Regions from separate parts of the Homo sapiens genome. Here region 1 is linked to region 2. Evidence: chromatin loops called from intact Hi-C (ENCODE). Cell type or tissue: ovary. All regions are shown on one strand. Each heading gives the region's core, and the rest is flanking DNA. Links, peaks and the distances in the headings are about the cores only.

Region 1 (2,842 bases), core at 1-2,500, 610 kb after region 2:
GTTCTGATCCAACCAGAAACACATTGGTGGCACAAGAGCCATCACTACACATTATTTTATTGCCGACTTTAAAATCTTTGCAAATCTGGGCTGGGCGTGGTGGCTTATGCCTGTAATCCCAGCACTTTGGGAGGCTGAGATAGGAGAATCGCTTGAACCTGAGAGGCGGAGGTTTCAGTGAGCTGAGATGGCGCCACTGCACTCCAGCCTGGGCGACAGAGCGAGACTCCATCTCAAAATAAATAAATACATCAAATAAATAAGTAAATAAAAAAATCTTTGCAAATCTGGAGCAGCCCAGCTGTAGAAACAAACAAACAAAAAACAACAAAACCTAGTTGCAACAATGAGATGGGGCATGCGAGACTTTGCAGCTCTTCTCTGGGGATAAAGGGCTGAAGGCAGGAATCACTGTGATGTCCTGATGTTGTTTCTCTAAGGTCCTGTGGGCAGAGGGCCTAGGAAGATGGCTCTGTCTCTGCCAGGTGGGAGAGTCTAAAGCCAAGTGGACGTGCTAAGGTGTGGACACCAGCCTTCTCCTCTCTGGTCTTCCTGGAATCTGGAAGTGTACTGAATGGGGGTGGGGGGGTTCTTTAGGAATTTTCAATTCTCCATAGAGAATTCTGGAAAGGACAGCCTGGGCCCTCCAGTGGCTAGAAAAGAACACAGCCACAGACTAGGTGAGCATCCAGGCTGTGGTCTGAAGTGACAGGTAAAGTCCTGGGCCCTATCACCTGGGCCCAGGCCTAGGCAAAGAGGCAGCTGGGCTGGGAGTCCAGAGGGCTGGACCCTGATGGGGCGAAATCTACCGCACAGGCCTGCAGGTGGTTGCCTGGAGGCTGCCGCGACAGCAAGGCTGTGTTTGCTGAAGTCTGTCCCGATTCTCTATGCGCCCTTCTTTTGATTCCCAGAGAGGAACAAATTGCCACTCTGGGGCTTCCTGGATACAACTCCCCTTCTCTCCTTGTTTGCCTGGCATTTGGTGAGGTTGCTAGCTCTTTTGGTTTTTAATTTGTTTTAAATTTGTTATCTCTCTGTCTCTCTCGGTTGCGAGGCCTGAGTGAGCAGCAACTCACAGCTCCACGAAGATGTGTCAAACCACCAGCCACAGCTATGGGCCATGGTCTTGGGGCCTGTAATGTGGCTATGGGAGCAGCCCAGGGGCTAACCGGGGACTGGCTAGACTGCAGGACAGGAGGCTCTGCAAGGCACGAGAAAGGGCTGCTGGATTTCCCCAGCTCAGGTATCTCCTGAGATCACTCAAGACACCCACATCTTGGATGCGCAGAAAGCAGGGAGAGCAGGGAGCTAGGCCCCCTCATCCACATGAGCCCCTCCCTGTCTAGAAGCTACGAGGGAGCCTCAAGGAAATTACAAAAAAAGATACAAGCTGGTGGGGCATGGTGGCTCACGCCTGTAATCCCAGCACTTTGGGAGGCTGAGGCAGGTGGATCTCCTGAGTCCAAGAGTTTGAGACCAGCCTGGGCACCATGGCGAAATGCCATCTCAGCAGAAAAATACAAAAATTAGCCGGGCATGCCGTGCACAGGGGCTCAAGCCTGTAATCCCAGCACTTTGGGAGGCCAAGGCAGCCGGATCACGAGGTCAAGAGATCGAGACCATCCTGGCCAACATGGTGAAACCCCGTCTCTACTAAAAATACAAAAATTAGCTGGGTGTGGTGGCACGTGCCTGTAATCCCAGCTACTCGGGAGGCTGAGGCAGGAGAATCACTTGAACCTGGGAGGCGGAGGTTGCAGTGAGTCGAGATCGCGCCACTGCACTCCCGCCTGGCAACAGAGTGAGACTCTGTCTCAAAAAAAAATTAGCCAGGCGTGGTGGCATGTACCTATGGTCCCAGCTACTCAGGAGGCTGAGGCAGGAGGATCACTTGAACCCAGGAGGCAGAGGTTGCAGTGAGCTGAGATTGTGCCATTGCACTCCAGCATGGGCAACAGAGTCAGACTCCATCTCATAAAAAAAAAAAATAATAAAAAAAGATAGAAGCTGGTTTCGAAGGGAAATGTAAAGCTCTTTTAAGTGGAAATCGGAGTTTTCAGTCCTGCTCCGGTGCCATGCTCTGGCCTCTGGCAGGACTGCACAGCTCCCCCGGACCCCTCCCTAGGTCAGGCTGAGCCTGTGGCCCAGCTGCTGATGAACAGACAGCCGGCAATGCACCTGCCATGAGACATCCACGGGGTTCTTCCTTGACTTTCAAAGTTTACTAGTATAGAGATTTCTCCTTGGTTAAATAGAAAAGGAAAGAAGAAAGCCTTCCTCTCAGTGGCCTATCCAACCATGAAGACAGAAGTATCTGTTTTCAGACTTTTCTGAATGCTGCCTTCCACTACTACCAAAGCAGCTCCCTTTCCCGTGAGCCACGTCTGGACATCACTCCCCGGGTGAAGGCAGCGAGGTCAGGGCCTGGTGTAATAAACAGGAGACATCAGTGATGGACCCAGGAACAGTTCGTGATTTGGAAAAGGCGGACACTAAAAGGGACAGCCCAATCCATGTCCGGCCCAGGGTTTCTCCACCTCTGCACTACTGACACTTGGGGCCAAGCCATTCTCTGCTGCGGGACCTCCTGTGCACTGGAGGATGACCAGCTGCATCCCTGGCCTCCACCCACTGGGTACCCCCCGTATAACAACCAAACACGTCTCCAGACACTGCCAGGTAGTCCCTGGAGGCAAAATCTCCAGTGTCTGGAGAACCACTGTTCTAGATGAATCTTTTGTTTTCCTGTGTAAGGGGGAACAGGAAGACCAGGAGAACGGGTGGGGTGCCAAGCAGAGGGAGTCAGTACTCACGCCAATGAAGGGAATAAACTTCTGATAGG
Region 2 (2,901 bases), core at 155-2,654:
AAGGAGGTCAAGAAGGCCTATGTGGAGGCCAACCAGATGCTGGGCGATCTCATCAAGGTGAGCCCGGCCCGGTGCTCCTTACCTGACCCAGCCCTGCATGCACCTGCCACTGGCCTCCTTGAGGTGCCTGGCACCCTAACCTCCAGGGCCTTCTCCTCAGGTGACGCCCTCCTCCAAGATCGTGGGGGACCTGGCCCAGTTTATGGTGCAGAATGGATTGAGCCGGGCAGAGGCCGAAGCTCAGGCGGAAGAGCTGTCCTTTCCCCGCTCCGTGGTGGAGTTCCTGCAGGGCTACATCGGTGTCCCCCATGGGGGGTTCCCCGAACCCTTTCGCTCTAAGGTAGGGAAGGCCCAGCATGGTGTGAGGGTGGGGGCTGGATGCAGGACTTGGGACTGATCCTCTGCTTTGCTCCCCAGGTACTGAAGGACCTGCCAAGGGTGGAGGGGCGGCCTGGAGCCTCCCTCCCTCCCCTGGATCTGCAGGCACTGGAGAAGGAGCTGGTAGACCGGCATGGGGAGGAGGTGACGCCGGAAGATGTGCTCTCAGCAGCTATGTACCCCGATGTGTTTGCCCACTTCAAGGACTTCACTGCCACCTTTGGCCCCCTGGATAGCCTGAATACTCGCCTCTTCCTGCAGGGACCCAAGATCGCAGAGGAGTTTGAGGTCAGTGGCTCTGGCGCTTCTCCACACTCCACCCTGGCCCCCTGCCCCAGAGCTCTGGAGTTTAGCTTGGCTGTCACCCAGCCTCGCAAGCTTTGGGAGCAGAAAGGACCCTTGAGACCGGGAGCTAGGCCTTTAGGAACGAGGAGCCAAGGCCCAGTGTGGGGACTTCCTATGGCCAGGGCCGGGGGACTGCTCTCCCACCTTGGCGTCCAGCTCTGAGTCTGCACACCCTCCCTGCAGGTGGAGCTGGAGCGGGGCAAGACGCTGCACATCAAAGCCCTGGCCGTGAGCGACCTGAACCGGGCCGGCCAGAGGCAGGTCTTCTTTGAGCTCAATGGGCAGCTGCGGTCCATCTTGGTCAAGGACACCCAGGCCATGAAGGTATTGTCTCCCCCAGGGCCAGCCAGGCGGTGGGGCTTGGCTGGGCCCAGGATGTCATGTCCCCTCTGCCCTGTGTCTTCAGGAGATGCACTTCCACCCCAAGGCCCTAAAGGACGTGAAGGGCCAGATCGGGGCGCCCATGCCTGGGAAGGTGATAGACATCAAAGTGGTGGCAGGGGCCAAGGTGGCCAAGGGCCAGCCCCTGTGTGTGCTCAGTGCCATGAAGATGGAGACTGTGGTGACCTCACCCATGGAGGGTACTGTCCGCAAGGTTCATGTGACCAAGGACATGACACTGGAAGGTGACGACCTCATCCTGGAGATCGAGTGATCTTGCCCCAGACCGGCAGCCTGGCCATCCCCAAGCCTTCAACAGAAGCTGTGCTGCCACGGCAGGCCCAGGCCAGCCAGTGCCCGAGGCCAGGAAGGCCGGGCCGTGGAGGTCCTGTCCACAGCTGGACAGGAGAGACACCGCCTGCGGTGGTTCATTCCTTTCAGCCATCGTCCTTTCCTCCGGCGGACAGCTGCTTACATGTTCATCTCTTGCCAAATAAGGGTCCCCTCCTCACTGGAGACTACAAGTGGTGGGTCAGGTGGTCCTAGGACCCAGGGGAGGTTTAGGGGTCCTATCTCCTGGGGGAAGGGGAGATCTAAGATGTCCCAGGTCCTGGGAAGTTTACTCAATAAAGCTGGCTTTCCCCTGCCCTCCATGCTGGATCCTGTGCAGCCCCCAGCCTGCACCACTCAGCAGTGGGGGGCTGCCTTTCAAGCTCCCCATGGGTGGGCAGGTCAGTTGTGTCGTTCTCCTCAGAGGGTAGTGAGAATGACCATCGTGGCCCTGTTTTAAGTCACTATTGGGTGCCTACTGTGTATACTCCCCAAACAGGACTAGTAGTACTGAACTTGCTTGAGGGGTGGGGCCTGTTCTAAGTATTTAACACCTATTAACACAGGGAATTAACCTTCATCCTCTTATGGACACAGAAATCAAGTCACAGGAAGATTAAATAATTTGTCCAGGACTTCACAAGTAGTAAGAGAGAGAGATGAAACCCAGGCCGTTGGCAGACTCGCCTCCCAACCCCGCTGCTTTATTTTCTAAAACCCAAGGCCAGCGTCCCACCTCAGTTAGCAGGTAAATGCAAGCAGGTACCACCTTGTGGGCAGTGGGTAAGACCCTCGGGAATGGTGATCCGGGAGTCTTGTGTGTGCTCTGGATGTGAGAATGTTGGTGGGAGGTGAGGGGGAGCACCGGGTCCAGGGTCTCAGGTTCTAACCCTGCCACTCCCCATGACCACCCCTCCAGACTCCTGCTCAGTTCCCTTTCCTGCAGTGGGGACAGTAACCCTGCCTGCACCACTGCCCTCCTGCCCACCTGCCCACAGGTAGGGAGAGGATGGTGAAGGGAGCAGGAGGCTGGGCAGTTCCTGAGATGGAGGGGTGGGTGTGGGGAGGCCGATGCAGGAAATCAGCCTCTGGATGGGAAGCACCCAGCAGGCCTCTGCCCAGTGCTCCCAGAGCCAGTCCAACCTCTGGGATGGGCAACTCACAGTGGGCTTGAGCCTCTTCCTTTCTGGACCGCCATGTCCTAGATGTACCCCAGGAGGCAGATGACTGCGATGCTGCCCCTTCCATCCGGGTGGATGTCGTTGTCATGGCCAGCCTGCAGGCATCGTGGGGGAGTGACCGCACATCCTTTTTCCCTCAGTGGCCAGCCTCAGAGAAGGGACCTTGGGACAACCTCCTTGATTGGGGAATGGGACCTAAAGGGCTTTCTTCCCTCCCCCGCCCCCCCTGCCCCCCACCCCGGAGATGGAGTCTCGCTCTGTCACCCAGGCTGGAGTACAGTAGTGT

Evidence for each region. A loop is a pair of places that touch in the nucleus more often than their neighbours do. Peaks named below come from ENCODE experiments on the same cell type or tissue, not always from the same donor. Only the 100,000 strongest peaks of a DNase experiment are listed, where the experiment ranks them.
Region 1: it touches region 2 in a loop (8-fold over the local background); 1 of 110 quality-filtered maps calls a loop at or near these places.

What each region holds. Positions count from the first base shown.
Region 1 is chr11:66,235,912-66,238,753 of GRCh38, reverse strand. It overlaps PACS1 (phosphofurin acidic cluster sorting protein 1), which reads right to left. Exons shown (of 24, transcript NM_018026.4): 19 at 2,814-2,842. Among named protein-coding and RNA genes, the nearest start is that of KLC2, 20 kb to the left of the region's middle. RefSeq lists an enhancer at 1-58. In ovary, for the core only: no CTCF peak of the experiment used is centred there; no DNase peak of the experiment used is centred there.
Region 2 is chr11:66,847,376-66,850,276 of GRCh38, reverse strand. It overlaps PC (pyruvate carboxylase), which reads left to right. Exons shown (of 23, transcript NM_001040716.2): 19 at 1-57; 20 at 161-340; 21 at 418-666; 22 at 907-1,047; 23 at 1,130-1,857. The coding sequence ends at 1,378. Among named protein-coding and RNA genes, the nearest start is that of RCE1, 5.4 kb to the right of the region's middle. RefSeq lists an enhancer at 1-33. In ovary, for the core only: no CTCF peak of the experiment used is centred there; a DNase peak (open chromatin) is centred at 1,156.